2 separate regions of the Homo sapiens genome follow, and region 1 is linked to region 2. Evidence: read pairs that join two places in POLR2A ChIA-PET (ENCODE). Cell type or tissue: K562. All regions are shown on one strand. Links, peaks and the distances in the headings refer to the core of each region. The heading gives the core; the rest is flanking DNA. Region 1 overlaps RSPH14 (radial spoke head 14 homolog). Region 2 has its middle 90 kb from the start of IGLL5.

The links. ChIA-PET counts read pairs that join two places held together with the same protein. Peaks named below come from ENCODE experiments on the same cell type or tissue, not always from the same donor. Only the 100,000 strongest peaks of a DNase experiment are listed, where the experiment ranks them.
Region 1: POLR2A ChIA-PET joins it to region 2 with 5 read pairs; 4 of 35 experiments call an interaction of 5 or more read pairs at or near these places.

What each region holds. Positions count from the first base shown.
Region 1 is chr22:23,072,589-23,080,588 of GRCh38, forward strand. All of the region lies in intron 4 of RSPH14 (radial spoke head 14 homolog), which reads right to left. The region is part of intron 1 of GNAZ (G protein subunit alpha z); the gene reads left to right. Among named protein-coding and RNA genes, the nearest start is that of GNAZ, 6.1 kb to the left of the region's middle. RefSeq lists enhancers at 1-394, 4,762-5,698, 5,699-6,634. In K562, for the core only: CTCF peaks have their summits at 1,020 and 5,511; DNase peaks (open chromatin) are centred at 3,203 and 5,503; H3K27me3 peaks cover 7,710 bases.
Region 2 is chr22:22,972,286-22,982,389 of GRCh38, forward strand. No RefSeq gene overlaps it. Among named protein-coding and RNA genes, the nearest start is that of IGLL5, 90 kb to the left of the region's middle. In K562, for the core only: no CTCF peak of the experiment used is centred there; DNase peaks (open chromatin) are centred at 1,157, 3,347, 3,831, 4,176 and 3 weaker places.

The sequences.
Region 1 (8,000 bases), core at 1-8,000, 99 kb after region 2:
CACCCAACACACACTTGGCTTTGGCCAAGGCCCAGGTTGATGCAGCGAGAACAGGGCCTGCCCTCGTGGGGTGTGCAGTCTGTGCTGAGCAGGGTGAGCTGCTGTGCTCTGTGCCTGTCGCCTGGACTGTTGCAGGGACCTGGCATGTGACTGTGGGTTTGGGACACAGGGAATGGATTCTTCCCTCTGTCCCCAGCCTCTCAGTCCTTTTGTTTTCTAGAATCTCAGGAGGAACCTCAGAGACCTGGAGGCCCCACCAGAGTGGCCAGAACCTGGTGCAGGAGTATGGGTGGGGTCTCAGTCTGGCCCTCAGGAGCTTCTAGAACAATTCCAGGAATTTGCAGGTAACTGGATTGACTTCACAAGGGCTGCCCAGGGCCCCCGCAGAGAGGCCAGTGGGACAGGAATGCTGAATATAGCAATTCAGGAATGCTGAATTTAGTCATCTTGTGTGTGAACACATGTGTGCGGCTTCCTCCCCTGGAGGCAAGGAAGGCAGCCCTGTGCTGTCTGTCCCACGCTAGCCTCAGAATACTTAAGACGGTGTGTGGTGGCAAAGGCACTCTCACTGCTGCTGACCATGGCAGGTGCACGGGCACACTGGAGGAGGCAGGTCAGCATGCTGCTCTCCCGAACCCTCCAGCAAGGAAACCTGGGGTAGCCAAGCCTCTGAGCACCTGTGAGCACTGTGCTTGGCTGGAAGGAGCACAAAGCGAAATGAACAGAGGCGTCAGTGCAGATGCCAAGGGTCAGCCCCAGGCAGAATCCCAGAGCAGAGGCTATGCTGCGGCCTGGGCAGAATGAAGAGGGACGTGGGAGCACCCAGACTGTTGTGGCTCCGGGGTGGTGAGGTGAGCATTCCAGTCTAGGTGGCAGAAGACCTGGAGTCAGGTCCTGGTCCCACCATCCTAGGTCCAGCCCCTTTTTCTCTGAACCTCATTATCCTCATCCATACCCAAAGCCAAGAGTGCCCTGCCCTGTCCCCACACCAGCCCCTGCCACACATTTTGGCCCTTTCGTGCGAACACCGCCAGGGGAGGCGCTTCACAGGATTGAACCAACAGGGACCGCTTGACAGATCCTAGAGCACATAGGAGGAGACATCAGCCCTCTGGACTGAGCCGGAGGAGCAGAACCTCACGCGATTCATCCATTCATTTGTTCAGCTAACATTTACCAGCGCCTGCTGCATGCCAGGCACTGTGCCAGGTGCAGGGGTACAGCAGGGACGTAGCATCCACTCACAGTGCTCACACCAGACGGGCAGGGGTTGACAGTAACACATGTTACTAAGTGCTGCACTGTGGAGAACACTAAAGCAGAAGGTGGGGGACACGAGATGGGGGTGGGGGACTGACACAGTGCCATGCAGAAGTGCTGGGTGAGTGGTGTGGCTGAGCAGGGGAGAGACAGCAGGTGCAAAGGCGCTGAGCAGACACTCCCTGGCCCCTGGAGGCCCCACCAGAGTGGCTGGAACCTGGTGCAGGAGTGTGGGTGGGGTGTCAGGGCCAGGTCCTGCAGGACTCAGTGGGCCCCAATGAGGCAGGAAGACCTTGGCAGGGTTGGAGCAGAGAAGAGACTGGAGCTGCCCTCCCAGGAGGAGCTAATCTACACTTTGAAAAGATCTCTCTGCTGAGGTGGGAAAATAGGCTAGGGTGGGGTAAGGCTGGGGGCCATGAGGGGCTACTGCAACATCCCAGGCAGAGAGGCTGCTGACCCAGGGGTGGGAGCTCTGGAGGCCCTGAGAAATGCAGGTGGGAGATTTGTTTTTTTAAAGCTGCAGCTTTTAAAGGACAGCTGCAGTTTTGGTCTGAACCAGTAGAAAGATGGAGCTGGTATTGGCTGAGAAGCAAGATACAGAAAAACCCATTCTGGAGAGGTGGGGAATTAGGAGGTGGGTCTGAGACCTGGAGAGCCATTGATGGGCACATGTGGCCAGAGGGAGAGCAAGGCTGGAGGTGGCAACCTGGAGCCCCTGGCACTGAGGTGTGTGGCAGGCCGGGGACCACGTGAGGTCACTTAGGGATCAAGGGTAGGTAGGATCAGAAGAGGCTGAGCTGGGCTCCTGGGCCTCCACTGTGGGGAGGATGAGTTGAGAAGCATCGAGAAAGAGAGATTGAGGATTGACGGGCAAGTGAGGTGGAAGCACAGTCACAGTGGCGCCTCGGGAGGCTGGAGAAGAGCGGGTCCCAGAGAGCAGGTCCCCTGTGTCAAGCAGGCAGGGCATGCCCAGGGACTGAGCAATGCAGGCACAGCTGGCCACATGATTTTGGGGGCCCCCATTTGAAAATTATTAAGGGCCTGACATGATGGCGCACACCTGTAATCCTATACTATGGGAGACTGAGGTAGGAGGATCACTTGAAGTCAGGAGTTTGAGACCAGCCTGAGCAACATGTAAGAGCCTGTCTCTACAAAAGTAAAACTAAAATTATGCATTCCAGAACAGCAACAGCAGAGCATTAAAACTGTATGGATGCCCAAGTGAGTGCCCAGGAAGCTGGCTGGTCACAGGGACCTCAAGGATAATATTGGGGATGTAGTGGCCCCTGTGGAGAAGGAAGGCCTGGAGGGTGGGCCCGCAACCTGCCTGCTGCCCAGTCCCCACAGCATTTCTCCTCCCTTCCCTGAGTGGGCGGGTGGGTTGCGTTGGACTTTCAGGGCCGCTGGAGTCAGTCACACCCAGCCTGTGAGCTTCACCTTGGCACCATGGCCCAGGGAACCCAAAGTGAAAACTGCAGCAGGCAATTGCCTGCTGCAATTCTTCACTAAATGTCTTGCTTCTTGCCCCTTGGTCTGTGGACCCTTGGGCAAGAGGCAGCAGGAGGCACATCTTGAGGTTGAGGTTTAGATGGTCCCATCAGCAGGCCCTGGACCTACATGGCCACAGCTTCACACAGCAATGGCTTCTTTGCGTTCATCTCTTTTCCAAAGGAAGCTGCCACATCACAGAGTTTTGAGTTATTTGCTTCTAAATTAAGGTATAACTCTCTTTTAGAGACGTCCCTGGAGAATCCATCAAAAAGTGCTAAGAAGCGAGACTGTTAAAAGCCACAGTGCAGGGAGGGGCCTTACACATAGTGTCAAGCCCGGGGGTGTTCCTTCTAGCAGCCTCCAACCAGAAACACACCCCGTCCCCGAGGGCTCAGCCAGGCCTCTCATGGCCATGGGGGACCGTGGTTGTGGTTAGAGCAAACCTTTCAGGAGACCCTTGGCCCCTGGGATGGAGAGCTGCCAGGACAGAGGTCCCTTTGTGAGGTCTGCCCCTGTGAGTCACGGAGGCCAAGGTCCTTTGTGAGGTCTGCCCCTGTGAGGTCTGCTCCTTTGTGAGGTCTGCCCCTGTGAGTCATGGAGGCCAAGGTCCTCTGAGGTGTGGAGAGTGGACCTCATGTGCCCAGTGCCTTAGTAGGTCTGGGCAGCCCCGCATCTGGGCAGCATGGTCCCTCTCACCCTGGTTGGTCATAGGAAGGGTGGCTGAGGAGGAGGCTGTGCTGGAGGCTGGCATGGCAGTGAGGGCTGGCTCTTAGGCTGTGGCCCTGCTCCAGACAGGGCTGGTGGGGCCTCTATGTAGAACAGCGCCATGTTCCTGACCATGTTTCCTATGCCCTTTCCTGCTGCTATTTTTTTCCCCTTAGCACTCGCCACAGCGTGACCTGCTCCCTATTTGATTCATTCATCGTATGTGTTTGTGTAAGCTCCATGAGGGCAGGGACGTTGCGGAGTCACCATTGAGAATCGCCACCCAGGGAGTCGCTGTGGAGGGACTGAATATTCGCAGACAGTCATGCCTCAGTGGCCCTGTCCAGCCCCTTTTGCCCTAGGGCTGAGCTGTGTGCTCGTGCGCTGCAGAACCCCTGCTCCAGCTCAACCCTCTGCTCCTAAGAGGTTGTACCTTTGGGTCCCCAGAGATGTGTCTCTGGGCCTCAGGTTTGGCCACCAAACACAAACCACCCTCAGGTGGATGCTACCAGCTGGGCCCCGTCAGGCCCAACTGTGGGTTACTCTCAAGCCAGAGGCAGGTGGACAGATGCCTCGGGCTGACGCCGGGCCACTCAGTGATGCAATGTGACTCAGTGGGGCCTTTGTCAGACACGGGGATTCACAGAGTGATGACCTTCAGAGGCATGTCTATGGAAAACTGTCCTAAGGGGATGAGCCAAGACCCTGAAGGTAGTAAAGGAACATGATGATGGTAGAGTGGCCTTTCCAGGTGGCCCCTGTGCCCCAAGATCAAGGAGTGGCCTCTCAGGCCAGTAGAGGAGCTCAGGGCAGGGGAAGGCACCAGGCCTGGGTAGAAGTCCAGCTCTGCCTGTGATGGTGACCCTGCGAATGCTTTCCACTCTCTGGGCCTTCCTTGCCTTTGAGTTGGAAGCTCTGGGCTGGGTCAAGTGTACAGATAGTTTCCTTCCTTATCTCAACTCTGGAGTGACCGTCCAAAGCATGCTGTGCTGAAGAGGATTCTAAGGCTGTGCTGCAGCCCAGAGGGAAAGAGTCATGGTCGATTAGTGATGTCTGCAGCGGGCACGGGAGGCAGGATTTAGATGAGCTTGCCAGTGACTGGTGAACCTCACCACTGTACCCCCTCCTATCTAGCAGCTTTAACCCACCCTATCTCTCCTTACATGCCCCTTCCTTAGTGACACTGATGCTAACCCCTTATTGGGAAGGACTGGCCTCCGTCTTCCTGAGTCCCATGAGCAGCTCAGGTCATTGCTTGCTGACTGTCTCTTCTCTCATTTGATGCCTCACTCCCTGTAGTGACCTCAGGGTCCAACCCCATGCTTCGTTCATGGCAGCCTCTTTCTGTACACTGAAGAATGAATAAGTGAATGAGTGGTAGAGACTCAACCACTCTACAAGGCCGGGAGCCTCCTCTTGGATGTACACCTGATGTTGATCTCTGTTCCAGCAAGGAGCCCCTAGAAGCCTTCTTGGAATTGGGAGGCTGGATGGCCACGGAAACAAGGTGCTAAACCGTGTGGTTTCAGCTCCAGGTGTTGCAGGAGTGGGGTCAGCAAGGGAGGAGGGGGCAAGGTGACTAAGGAGGGCTGAGGCATGTAAAGTACCAGGCTCTGTGTTTGTGGGGCCCGGTGGTCCTGTCTGACCTTGGCTATGGAGCAGCTAATCAGGCTTCCCCAGAGGCAAAGCTGGGAAAACCTTCCAAGCTGCCAAGAGGGGCCTTCTGAAGACCCTTCTGACTATGGGTGGGAGAACTTGGCACCTACAGCCTTCACCCTGACCCCAGCAGGCCCTGACCCCCTGTGAACTGGTGGTACCTCACCCCTACTCCTCTTGCACCCCCACACTAGTGGCCCTACCCCTAACTGTGGCCAGGCCAGGGGAGGAGCAACTCCACCATGAGGGCTTGGCCCTCATGCCTCCTCCTGCCCAGCTCTGCATGGCATGTCCCTCTGGCCTTAGCTGCCCCAGCTGCATGTGGCCTCAGGCCAGCCCCACCCAGCCCTCTTGCTTCCTGTGGCCCTGTAGAGTGGCTACCAGGACCCCTGCTGGTGAGGGCGGGTGCGGGTGGCCTGTCTCCGAGCTGGGCTTTCCTCCAGCATGGTCACCCCCTCACCCGCTCAGTTACCTCTGATATGCTGTGCAAACATATTTCTCGATGAAATGCTGGGAAGAAAAATAATTAGAGTGTTGCCTCCATTATCCAATTTCGGATTAATCAAACTCTCTTTGTCCTCGGCCAAAATCTATTCATTTCCCTTAAACACTGGGCCAGTGCCAGGCATTGATTTCCTCTATGATAACACCACGCACGCAAGCACAGCCATGCCCAGCCTTGCCCCACCCCGTGGCTGGGACACAGAGGCACTGGTGGGGCTGCCCTTGTCCCCCCAACACTGCCCACCTCCTCCAAGGAGTCTCCTGGCCACACTGACACCCCCATCTCTGTCGTGGCTCCTGGAGTGCTTGGCCTCAGTCTCCAGTGTGTTTGTCTTGCCACGCTGGCTGTTCTGGGGCTCTCCCTCCTCCCAGGATGGTGTGGAATGGATAGAGGAGGTGTGGAGGGTGTGGCCACTGCGGTCCCCAGGGACCACAGGGAATGGGCTGCAGCCCCAGGCTCTGGGTGGGCCAGGGTTTGGGGGATTATCCCCATCACTGGCACAGGAAGAAGGCCAAGGGTGAGGGCCAGGGCTTCTAAGGGGGCTGAGGGGCCATGCAATGTATGTGGGGTGGGAGCACACTTGCAGGGGTAGCAACAGAAGCCCAGCCCCAAAGGGCTTACAAGATGAGGGGACATCCTGGCTCCCGGGCCTGAGGGCTTAGTCGTGGGGCAGCATCAGGATCGGCCAAGTCCAGGTGGGCGGGGGCTGTGCGTCTACCCGTGTCCACCCAGGGAAGGCCACGGGCCTTTCCAGAAGACCTCCCAGAAGTCCCCAACTATCCCCTCCGTGAGCCACGTTGACCGATTCCTCACTCAGTCACTACGAGGGCCTGGGATTGATTTATTGGCACCTGCTTGGTGCTAGGTCCATGTGGGCACATGGGATACATCAATGAACAAACAGACCAACAGTCCCTGCCCTATGGCACAGTGGGAAAGAGGTGGGCGATAAACACTCTAAGTAAATTATACAGTGTGCTAGAAAGGGACCATGCTTGGGGCAAGGCAGCACACGTGGTGTGGCTGTGTGCGAATATGGGGGTCATTTTCCATCGTAAATAGGATGGGCAGGGAGGCCTCCTAAGGAAGGGACATCTGAGCCATTGGATGGGGAGAGGGCGCGGAAGCGAAGTCCACTTGGCTTTCTGGACAAAGAGTTTTCCAGGAGGAAGGAACAGCCAGTGCACAGGCCCTGAGTTAAGAGTGAGGGATGGTGCTAGAGAGGCAGCTAGAGGCAGCATGGCAGGAGTGGGGGAGGGGGAGCATGGGCGTGGGAGTCAGAGAGGCCAGGCATTGCACAGCCCTGGTGCCCTGGCTGGACTTTGACTCGGGGTCTGCCCATGTCAAGCAAGCGTCGGGAGCAAACATGAGAAGGTTTCAAGCACAAGTGAGACATACTCTGCCTCATTTTTACAAGGATGCCCCTGGCTGCTGGTGGAGCACAGGGCACAGGGGGCTGGAGACAGCAAGACCAGAGAAGTCATACTGCTGCAAAACAGATGAGAGGCTGGGGCTGGCTAGCGGGAGTGAGTGGTAGAATTCTGGACAGTCAGGGCAATTAAGGGTTCCCCTGAGGCTGGCTGGGTCCAGCCACAACCTGTGGTGCCAGCCTCAGTTCTCAAGGAAAGGGACGCAGGGAAGGCGTGCTGGGCATGTAGTGGACACCACTCATGCCCCTAGGTCCCCAAGGTAGGGGATGGGATTGTGGGATGCCACACATGGAGGCAGAGGGCAGGAGGTTGCAGGGCCTCAAAGACCCAGAAGGTGAAATCAGATTCCCCACTCAAGTGAGGGTTTGATGGAGTCAGCAGTTTCCTTCCCTGGGGAAACTGGGGAGCCAGGAGCCTGGGGCTACGGCTCTCTCCAAGGCAGCAACCTCTTTGATTTGGCTCTTAATGAAGGCCCCACTTCTTCTCTGCTGTCATGGCCACCCTCTCCTCCATAGGTGGAACCTTTGCATATTGATTTATTTATTTACTCCTGGCCCAGAGAAATATCTGGCTTGATTTCCTCCTGAGTCAGTGTTCCTCAGGCGACACTATCACCCTTTGTCTGGTCAGCCGTGGTGGCTGTGGGCCAAAAGACAGGACAGGTGGCTGAGGGTGTCCAGAGCCAGGACAGCACAGGGTTACAGGGAAGGGCCTCCCTGTTCATCTCATCTCCCCGGTCATCTCATCTCCCCTTCCTTTAGCAGAAGGACACTGGGAGGCCCAGCCGGGGCATAGCCTGGGGTTGTCTGTAGGATGGGGACACTGTGTTCACTAACCGTAGTCCTTCCTCCCATCTGCTCGGACTATGGCTTCAGGATAGGCAGAGAGCTTTGAGGAGGCAAAGAAAGGAGGACCTGTTTCTAAGGTGAGACCCGTTGCGGATCTGCAGG
Region 2 (10,104 bases), core at 836-8,835:
ACAAATTTACAAGAAAAAAACAAACAACCCATCAAACAGTGGGCAAAGGATATGAACAGACACTTTTCAAAAGAAGACATTTATGCAGCCAATAGACATGCAAAAATGCTCATCATCACTGGTCATCAGAGAAGTGCAAATCAAAACCAAAATGAGATACCATCTCACACCAGTTAGAATGGCAATCATTAAAAAGTCAGAAAACAACAGATGCTGGAGAAGATGTGGAGAAATAGGAACACTTTTACACTGTTGGTGGGAGTGTAAATTAGTTCAACCATTGTGGGTCTTAAGAAAGTGTGGCTATTTCTCAAGGATCTAGAACTAGAAATACCATTTGACCCAGTGATCCCATTACTGGGTATACACCCAAAGGATTATAAATCATGCTACAATAAAGACACATGCACACGTATGTTTATTGCGGCACTATTGACAATAGCAAAGACTTGGAACCAACCCACCAATGATAGACCGGATTAAGAAAATGTGGCACATATACATCATGGAATACTATGCAGCCATAAAAAAGGATAAGTTCATGTCTTTTGCAGGGACATGGATGAAGCTGGAAACCATCATTCCAAGAAAACTATCACAATGACAGAAAACCAAAACCAAACACCACATATTCTCACTCATAGGTGGGAGTTGAACAATGAGAACACATGGACACAGGGTGGGAAACATCACACACCAGGGCCTGTTGGGGATGGGGTGCTGGGGGAGGGATAGCATTAGGAGAAATACCTAAGGTAAATGACGAGTTAATGGGTGCAGCAAAACAACATGACACATGTATACCTATGTAACAAACCTGCACGCTGTGCACATGTACCCTAGAACTTAAAGTATAATAAAAACATTTTAAAAATCATCCATATAACCAAAAACCACTTATACCCCTAAAGCTATTGAAATCTGGAAAAAAAAAAAAAAAAAGATGTCCCTTAACCACACTATCCAGGGCCAGATACAGCCTATGTTCCACTGGAAGGTCAAGTGAGTATGAAAGTTTAGGTTGCTGTCACTTATGTCCCCTAAGCTGAGCTATTAACCATTAGAGGCCTCTGCCTGGCCTGCATCACCAAGCAGGAGTGGCTGGTGACAATGCCACCAAAACAATGCCACTAATTGCTAACCAATGGTGGAGTTTTTATTTTGGGTGGCCCCTACTCAGCTGAAGACTGCATGCCCATGTGACCTTACTTTGGGGTGTTTATTGGGTCACGGCTTCTTACAGTGGGACATGTGGCCCTTTGAAGTACAATCTTTGGGCAATCTCGAGGGCTTATGCATCACTGCGCTTCTAGTGGGCAGCTGCAGCAATGGAGCTGTGGACTCCTTTCTTTTAAGAGACTTTTGTATCAGAAGAGAAAATACAGGCCCTTTATTCCAAATGTAAAGGGACTCCTTTATATCTGAGATTTTTATCCAGATCATTCACATAATTTTTAAAAATTGTCCTCAGTTATTAGAAGCATCATTCTGGGTGGCCTGGGCAGGGGCTCTGAAGATTGAGCACCTGTTTGGGGATCTTTCCCTTAGTGCTGTTATTGAATTAGGAAGCCCACACAAAACTTTGTCTTGGTCACACTTTGGGTCTATGTCTGGCCAAAGGCAAAGGATGAATGAGCCATCTGGTCACTTCCAGAGGACACTTGCTGCTCCTTCCTTTCTGGAAGTCATAAAACATGCATGCAGATCCAGAAAGCTCTGATTCCTTTCCTTTTTTAGATTATCTTTCCCCTGGTTCTTTTTAAGAATCATACATTGTTTAAAAAAAAAAAGAATCATATATTGTTAACTACAAAAGTTTTGCATGCTCATTGTAAGAACTGAAAAATGCATAAAACCTTAAAGAATAAGTTACTATTCTTCCCCCATCCATTCCTATCTTTCTGAAGTAACCAGAAGCTGTGTATCTTTCCTCCCCTTCCTTTTGTCTTGTCTTTCTCTCTCTTCTTTTTTTTTTTACAGAGTCTTTTCTCTCTTGCCCAGGCTGGAGTGTAGTGTGCAATAACATGATTTCGGCTCACTGCAGCCTTGAATTCCTGGGCTCAGGTGATCCTCCCATGTCAGCTCCCCCAAGTAGTTGGGACTACTGGTGCATGTCATAACGTCTGGCTAATACTTGTTTAATTTTTTGTAGAAACAGGTATTACCACGTTACCCAGTTTAGTCTCAAACTCCTGGACTCAAGTGATTTTCCTGCCTTAGCTCCCCTAAAATTCTGGATTACAGGCATGAGCTTCCTCCCCTTTCTCAGTGCTTATGCAAACATACGAACGCATATGTAGAATTTTTGCATTGTCTTCACAAAAAGTAGGATTATATCAAACACATTACTCTGCAGCTTGATTTTTAACTTAATATATTAGAGTCCTAAGGTACAATAGATACAATACAATAGATACAGACCTAGCTCATGTTTTAATCAGCTACATAGTTGTCATACAAACGTGTACTATTCAGCTCTTCCCTATTAATTGACACTTAGATTGTTGCCAGGTTTGTTTGTTTACTGTGTTGGTGCTTTTCATTTGTGTGGTGTGGATTCCCAAAATTGAACTTGCAGAGTCAGAAGGACATGTTTACATTTTAATAGCTATCGCTAAATGGCAATCCCCAAAGGTTGTTGACATCTGCATTTCACACTGGCAGCATATGAGCATGCCCTTTTCCCCAAGCTCTCCCCAGCCTTGACAGCTGCTTGTTTAATTTGTGCATGTGCCAATCTGATGGGAAAGCAGTGATGTCTCGTAGCTTTCATTTGCTCTTCCCAAATGCTATTGATACAGGAGTTAAGAAGAAATCACTTACCCAGATAGTAAGGGTATGGAACTCCTTGGTAAGGCTTTTCTCATTAATAAAAAGCAGCCCCAAATTATTTTCTTACAAAGAACAGCCTGTAAATTCAAGCTGCAGCCACAGATAAGCAAGATGGGAGCTTGCACAGGTGAATACTGGCAGGAACTAGGGACTAGACATGTTCAAGACGACAGCTCCATATTCCCTTCACTTTGTCAGCCACGTGAACAGTAAAGAGCAGACAAGATGGCACCGGGCAACTGGTAAGCTCAGTTGCATAAGATTACTTATTATGCAATGCTATGTAAACATCATACCTGATTGAACCAATCTGTGAGCCTTATGTAAATCAGACACCACCTTCTCCAGCGTACTTATAAAATCTGCTGCGGTCCACTATCTCCCGCTTTTCAGACATCTCTCTCTCACAAGGAGCTTCTCTTCTCTCTCCTTTCTCCTATTAAACTCTCCACTCCTTAACCTACCCACATGTGTCCATGTCCTCGATTCTTTCTTGGTGTGAGACAACAAAACCCAGGGTATACACCCCAGAAAATGTAGCCATTTCAGTTGGGGGTTCTCATCTGGGATTGGGATCAGAACAGAAGGTAGAATCATTGGAGTGGTAAGTATGGAGTGAACCTCAAAATCTGTCCTTTCATTCTGAGGCTCTCAGCCTGCATTTTAAAATCAAATTAAATCAATAACATGTATACATCAGCCATTTAAAAATATGATTATCATGGCTACCCTTCTTAAAGACTCGGATGTCAGGCTTACTGGGGAGAATATGGAAAATCCCCCAATACTCACAGGTCATTGGGTTCATTGGCCATGCTTTGAACAAGCTTCCTTTCATGGAGAACCTAACTATCATGTGAGGCCAGAAGTCCTGGAGCAACTAAAAGTTTCCAACCAGGGCACACCCTGGTGTTATTCAAAGGTTTCTGGACTAACCCAGCTTCTGACAGCCCATCTGGGTGTTAGTAAAGGATCCGCAGCTATCTTGTTGCAGAATTTTCCTCCTTTTCCTATCTATAGTCGCTATGTCTCTATCCTCTCTGTGTGCTCAGTGTGTGGAAAGTTTTACAGTTCAGGGAAGTAATCATGTTTGACAAGATCAGGGAATGTCGTACTAACCAGGGATATAGCTCAAGGGAAGGCAACTCTGTGATTTTCTATGAACAGAGGGTCCCCCCACACACAGTGAGCATCTCTCTCTGCCCTTGGTCTGGAGAGCACATGGCATTTCCAGGTCTCTCTCTGCCCTTGGTCTGGAGAGCACATGGCATGTCAAAGTCACTCTGCCCTTGGTCTGGACAGTATATGGCCTTTCAAGGTCCACTGTGCCACCTAGTGGAATAGGGATCCTCTCCACGAGGCACTTTGTCCGTCCTTCACCGAAACAGCCTCACTTTCCAATTCTCTCCCCTTTTTATGCCTCTCTACTAGAAACCAGGCTTCATGCTACTTCTGTAAATGGGAAAAATCTGCTGTCAACAATTAGGAGTAAAATATCCTCCAAAACCGAATTTTAGTCTCGGTACTGTCCCATCAGCAGCAAAAATGGCCATTTGGTCCTTATGTTCTCTTAAGGCACCTATTCTATCTCCAATTAGTATGGCTTCCAGTCTCACTTATCTGCGGCCACCTCCAACCATGCCACCAGCTCTTCCACCTCCACCATCTCCAAAATTTCCCACTCCCCCACCTTCACTCTTACCCCTACAGGAAATGCCCAATGGAGGTGATGCCACTAGGGTTCAAGTTCCCTTCTCATTGCAGGACCTTAGACAGGTAAAGGGAGACTTAGGCCAATTTTCTAATGACCCTGATAGGTATATAGAAGCTTTCCAAAATTTAACTCAGGTACTTGACTTCTCACGGAGGGATGTTATGCTGCTGCTAAGGCAAACCCTAACTGTGGCTGAAAAACAGGTAACTCTGCAGGTGGCAGAGAATTTTGGAGATGAGCAATATGTCTCCTATAACAGGCAAAAATGAAAAAGAGAAAATAGGGAAAGTGAAGAAATAGGGAAAACACCATTGTCAATAGGAAGGAAAGCAATACTTCTTGACAAGTCTAATTGGAACCCCAGAATTTTCTGTGGTATTTGACCTTCTTTCACAGTTTAAAATGGCTTCTATCTTCTTTTATAATGTTCTTCCAACCTGGGAAAAGTCAATTTTCCAAACCTTAAAATGATTGGCTTAGAGTTGAGCTAAGGGGAAGAGAACCCAGAAGCCTGACATGCTAGCAGAGTAAAAATTTCTTACCAGTCAGACTTTTGGCTCCTCTCTCCCTGTGCAAACCAGTAAAAGGGATAATAAGGATCATTGTTTATATTCTCTGTAAAGTTTTAACTAATGAAAAAGGATTTGTGAGTTTGGTCTTAAGCTGTAGCCAATCTGGTGTGCTTTGTGTGTTTTTCTGTATGGTTCTGTCAAAAGAAAGGGTACTTTAGGTTAGGTTACAGACACAGGAAACCAAAAGCCTGCTGTTCAAGCAAGCCAAACAAAATAATCAGTAACAAACTTGGTTACAGGCCACCATCTTGTTTCATGTCCTTGGGAACATGACCTGTAACCACATGGCAGTACTTTGTTTTAGTCTCTGCCATTTTACAATGGTGGCTGTCTTCTTGTGCTAAGTCAATTCCTGGGTGAGGGCCACAAAATCAGATAAGCCAGTTTGTCAATCTGGGTAGTGCCAGCTGATCCATCTAGGGTAATGTTTATAAAATATCTTAAGCACTGATCTTGAGAGCAGTTAAGGAAGGGTCAAAAATCTTGTAGCTTCCAGCTGTATGACTCCTGAGCCATGGTTTCCAGTCTTGTGGCTAGTTTTTTGGTCTGGTCCCCAAACAAGAGGGAAGTATATCTTAGGAAAGGACTGTTATCATCTTTGTTTTGGACTACAAACAGTGAACCAGGCCCCTCCCAAAGTTGGTTCAGCCTACACCCAGGGATGGGCAAGGACAGCTTGGGGGCTGGAAACAAAATGAAGTTGGTTGGGTCAGATCTCTTCTACTGTCTCAGTAACAATTTTTTAAACACAGTTTCAAAAGCGCTTATCACCCCCTTAAAAATACTTTGTACACTCGCGGTTAAGTCATAACCTAATTAAGGCTTGTTGGCTTCAACTGTGAGGTTAATTTTTGTAAAGTTCAAAAACCAAAAATTTTAACTCCTTGGCATGGCTAAAGTTGAGTAACAAAAGAATTAAAAGAATTTTCTTAAAGAACACTCAGTTTAATTAAAAGTGGATATTCAAGTTATAGGTATATTTAAAAGACCTTTATATTTTTCTCTTCTTAAATTTTTCTGGGAAAAGGGTTTTTTTCTCCATCAACTGAATTATTTTTCTCCATTCTTTGTCTTGACACTTTTAACACATGCACAAGAGGCCCTAAGATAACTTCTGGTAACATGGGATTCCTTGGGAAAAACAGAGACCACAGACTCCATTTTGGGGGGGAAAACCCTCTGTTTTCCTCATAAAACCCCAGGAATTAAAAGCAGATAGTTCCCTCTCAAAATCAAAGGCTCTGTACTATTTTGCATTGTGTTATCTGACAGTTTTAAGTTTGAGGGGCATCAAATTACTGCACATTACAGAGACCTTTGGTGTCTAATAACCAGGTAAGGAAAACACTTTAAGGGATGGCTAATAGTAGTTATAAATCAGAGAAGCATGTTATTGGCCACCTGAAAGATATGGAAATATCCCCACCCCCCACTGAGAGATGAGGCTCCTGTGGGAAATGGGCTGATTACAAAATAAGCCAATTGTCTTTGGGTTGCCTTGCAATGAAATGCATAGTAGAGGCACTGCACACTGTCTTCTCCCATAGAATCTCCCTCCTTTTGGGGATCCAAGATCCAGAATAAAATGGCACCCTTAATTTTGAGGATCTGCCTTTGCCTTCAGCTGTGCTTGCTTATTTTGCCCTAGAAATGCATGCCTTCCTGGCACTGTTCCTCCAAGGGCTCCACCCTGAAGCAAGTAATCCAATTAAGAAATTGGCAAATACAAAAATCGTACAAGTGTTGAATCTTCTGTTTGTGGTCGCTATAAATGTGTTGTGTGTAATGTCTATAAAAAGAGCTCTAATTGATTGGCTTAAAGAAAAATAGGCACTTAAGTCAAATATTTTTTAGTTCATATGACTTTAATCTTTAAGAAACAAAAATAGTCTTAAGGGTTATTGGTAAAATGCAAGTGTCATCAAAATTCAAATAGGTGGTCTAAATCATACAACTTAGATACTAGGTTTGCTAAATGTTCCAAGGTTGTATTACTGGTTGCTTTACAGATAGGTAAGGCCTTGGACACGTAGAGTTAGATACTAGAAAGAGTCAAACCTTATCTGTACTTCTATCTGGGTCCTAGGTTCCACACCTGGTAAATAATTACAATCACTTACTAACCAGGTTTTTCACCAATGTAAAAATTGCTAAGAGTTAACAGCGCAACATGTATTTGAGATGACTAAACAGTTTTATCTGCAAAGTGTATAAAAACAGTAAAGTATGTCTTTTAGTAAAAGATTACAAGAAAGCATAGAAATGTAAATTTTGCCTAGGGATAAGGGATTATCTTAAATTTGATATGATAAAGGTAAAGGTTTAAGTAAGTTGTGGAAGATTGTAAAAATTAATCTTGCAAAAAATGTGTAAACATTAACTAAATTCAAAATGGTATCTTATAGTCTTTTCACAGATTGAACATTGAAATAAAAGCACAGCAAAGCTGTCTTAAGACAATCATCTTCCCTTTAGCAAAAGGGGTTATAAAAGGTTTCTATAGATTTCACCTCATGGTTACATTGGTTAAGATTAGATGGAATTGTCTATGAGGTTTCATTAGAAATTGGGGTTTAACATTAATAAACTAATGCAAGGGAAGATTTTGGCTTTGAACAGGATTTCCATGCAGTAGTAAAGGCTAATGAAAGGTTTTTGCTTTTTGAGTCATCATTTTGGCAAAATAAGTAATTTACGGTAATGTGGAATTCTATTTTGTAACATCAAGTGTTTTAAACCTCTAACACTTAACAGGCATTCCAAAATCAAACTTCAAGTTTCAAAATTGTCTTTCCTGATGCCTGGCATTCTGGATGGTTCAGAGGGCCCCTGAAACATTCAGAAAAGAGGTGTACAGGATTGTTTGACCTGTTTAGTCACATGAAATTGCCAAATGATGTCCAATTCTCTTTAAGTTATATTTTGGTGAATACTAATATATGTTCCAAAATTGTATGGGATTTCTAAAATTCTACCTTCTGAGTATATGCTATCAATCATAATTAATGGTAAAGTTATTGTAAACCATGGAGATAACTGAACTTCATCAGTCATGTTTTTAACTGTAACTACCCTGGAAATTTTGTCATTCACGGACAATTGTTGTCTTGCTTTGTTCCTTCTCAAAAGATGGTTTATAATCAAGCTATATTAAGGACTTTAACACATGTTCTCGAATGCAGGTTTTTAATAGCTTTGAAGATTGTAACATTGGAATAGAGAAAGAACATACAAGGCTCATGAAAAACTGAAATGTTTACAAATGTCAAGCAAAACAAGAGTTAACTAAATGGCCTGCCCTCAGAAAGTTAAAGCAATGTTTTTGACTTTTGCTTGGAATATTCCTGATCCTTGTTTTGTTTTTCAGAGTCAAGGAAGCTTGTTTTGAACTATTTGTGGCCTTTATTAATTGAGTAAGGTATGCTGCTGTGAACAAAATTTGGAAGATGTTTGTTTCTGTCTAGTTCCTCTAGAATGTGGAAACTATCTGTGAGTATTCTTAACATATGGCAATATAGTTGTTTAGATCAATGCAATACAAATCCATTTTTTTTTTGCAACAGGACACAATTGGAAAAACTGGCTATTTTATCAAGGCTTTGACTGGACAGGTATGCTTCCCTTTAAGGAGTCAATCTTGACCTGCAGAGCCAATAAAAGCCCCTTGGGGAAGACTGGCCTCATACCTTGTCTACACAGTCCATGTACAGGGTTTCTGACCTGTGGTCAGTAAAGAATGTCACTTTCTAACAGGTCCAGGAGCTCACAGGTATTTGAGGAGATGAACCCATGGCTGGGCTCAGCTCTAAGGGATCCTATTTAAGATTCCTTGTGGAATAGAGTTCCATCAAAGTCAATCCAAAAGGCCCATGTAGAGATAAGCATTGTTGCTGCACTTTATGCAAATGATCAGGCCAAATATAAGACTGAAGTTTATTCTACAAACAACACAGTCCTATAACCATTTGTGAAGTGAGAACTGGAGAGAAAAAGATTACGCTCCAAAGCTTACCAACATTTGTCATTAAATCCTAGTCTTACAGCCGGGCATGGTGGCGGGCGCCTGTAGTCCCAGGTACTCAGGAAGCTGAGGCAGGAGAATAGCGTGAACCCAGGAGGCAGAGCTTGCAGTGAGACAAGATCGCGCCACTGCACTCCAGCCTGGGTGACAGAGTGAGACCCTGTCTCAAAAAAAAAAAAAAAAAAAAAAAAAAAAAAAAAAAAAAAAAACAAGAAATGATCTTGTATGGTAAATACTTGTCTCAAAGAGAATGCTTGGTTGTTTAAAACATGGATGTTAAGGACAAGTCACTAGCTTCAAGCATGTTGTAGATGGATCATGGAAGTAATGAAAGGATTAAAAGGATGATAAATACTTGTCCTTAAATGAAGAGTTGGTTGTTTAAAAAGAAGGGTCTTTAGGACAAGTCAGAAAGTTTAAGCATGTCTTAGATGGTCTGTGGAAGTCATGAGGGGATTAATAATTGCAGGAAAGATTTAGCCAAAGTTAACACTGAAGTTACTGTAGCCACCCAAATTCAATGCCACTTATTCTAAAAAAGAACGTTACTTTTATATTAATGTTTCAGCAGCATCTGGTGGAAGGAAACCAGTATCACAACCCATTGGAATGACTGACAGCAATCAAACTCCAAATGGTGCTGCAGATCAAGCCACACATGGACACATCTTTCTTCCAAGGACCCTTAGATCAACCCAGGAGGAGTCCTAGCTGCTGTTACCCACATGATGGCCCCTTTCAGCAGGAAGTAGCCAGAAAGAGTCATCATCCAATTTCCCCAACAGCAATTAGGGTTAACACTCCAGAGCGGGGAGTGATACAGGAGGTAAGAAGAAATCACTAAGGCAGATAGAGCAGACAGTATGACACTGATCAACCAGAAAACCTATTTGCATAATAAGATCAGGGTGAGACAACCAGGCTTCCCTGCATGCTATGTGAATGTCATACCTGACTGAACCATT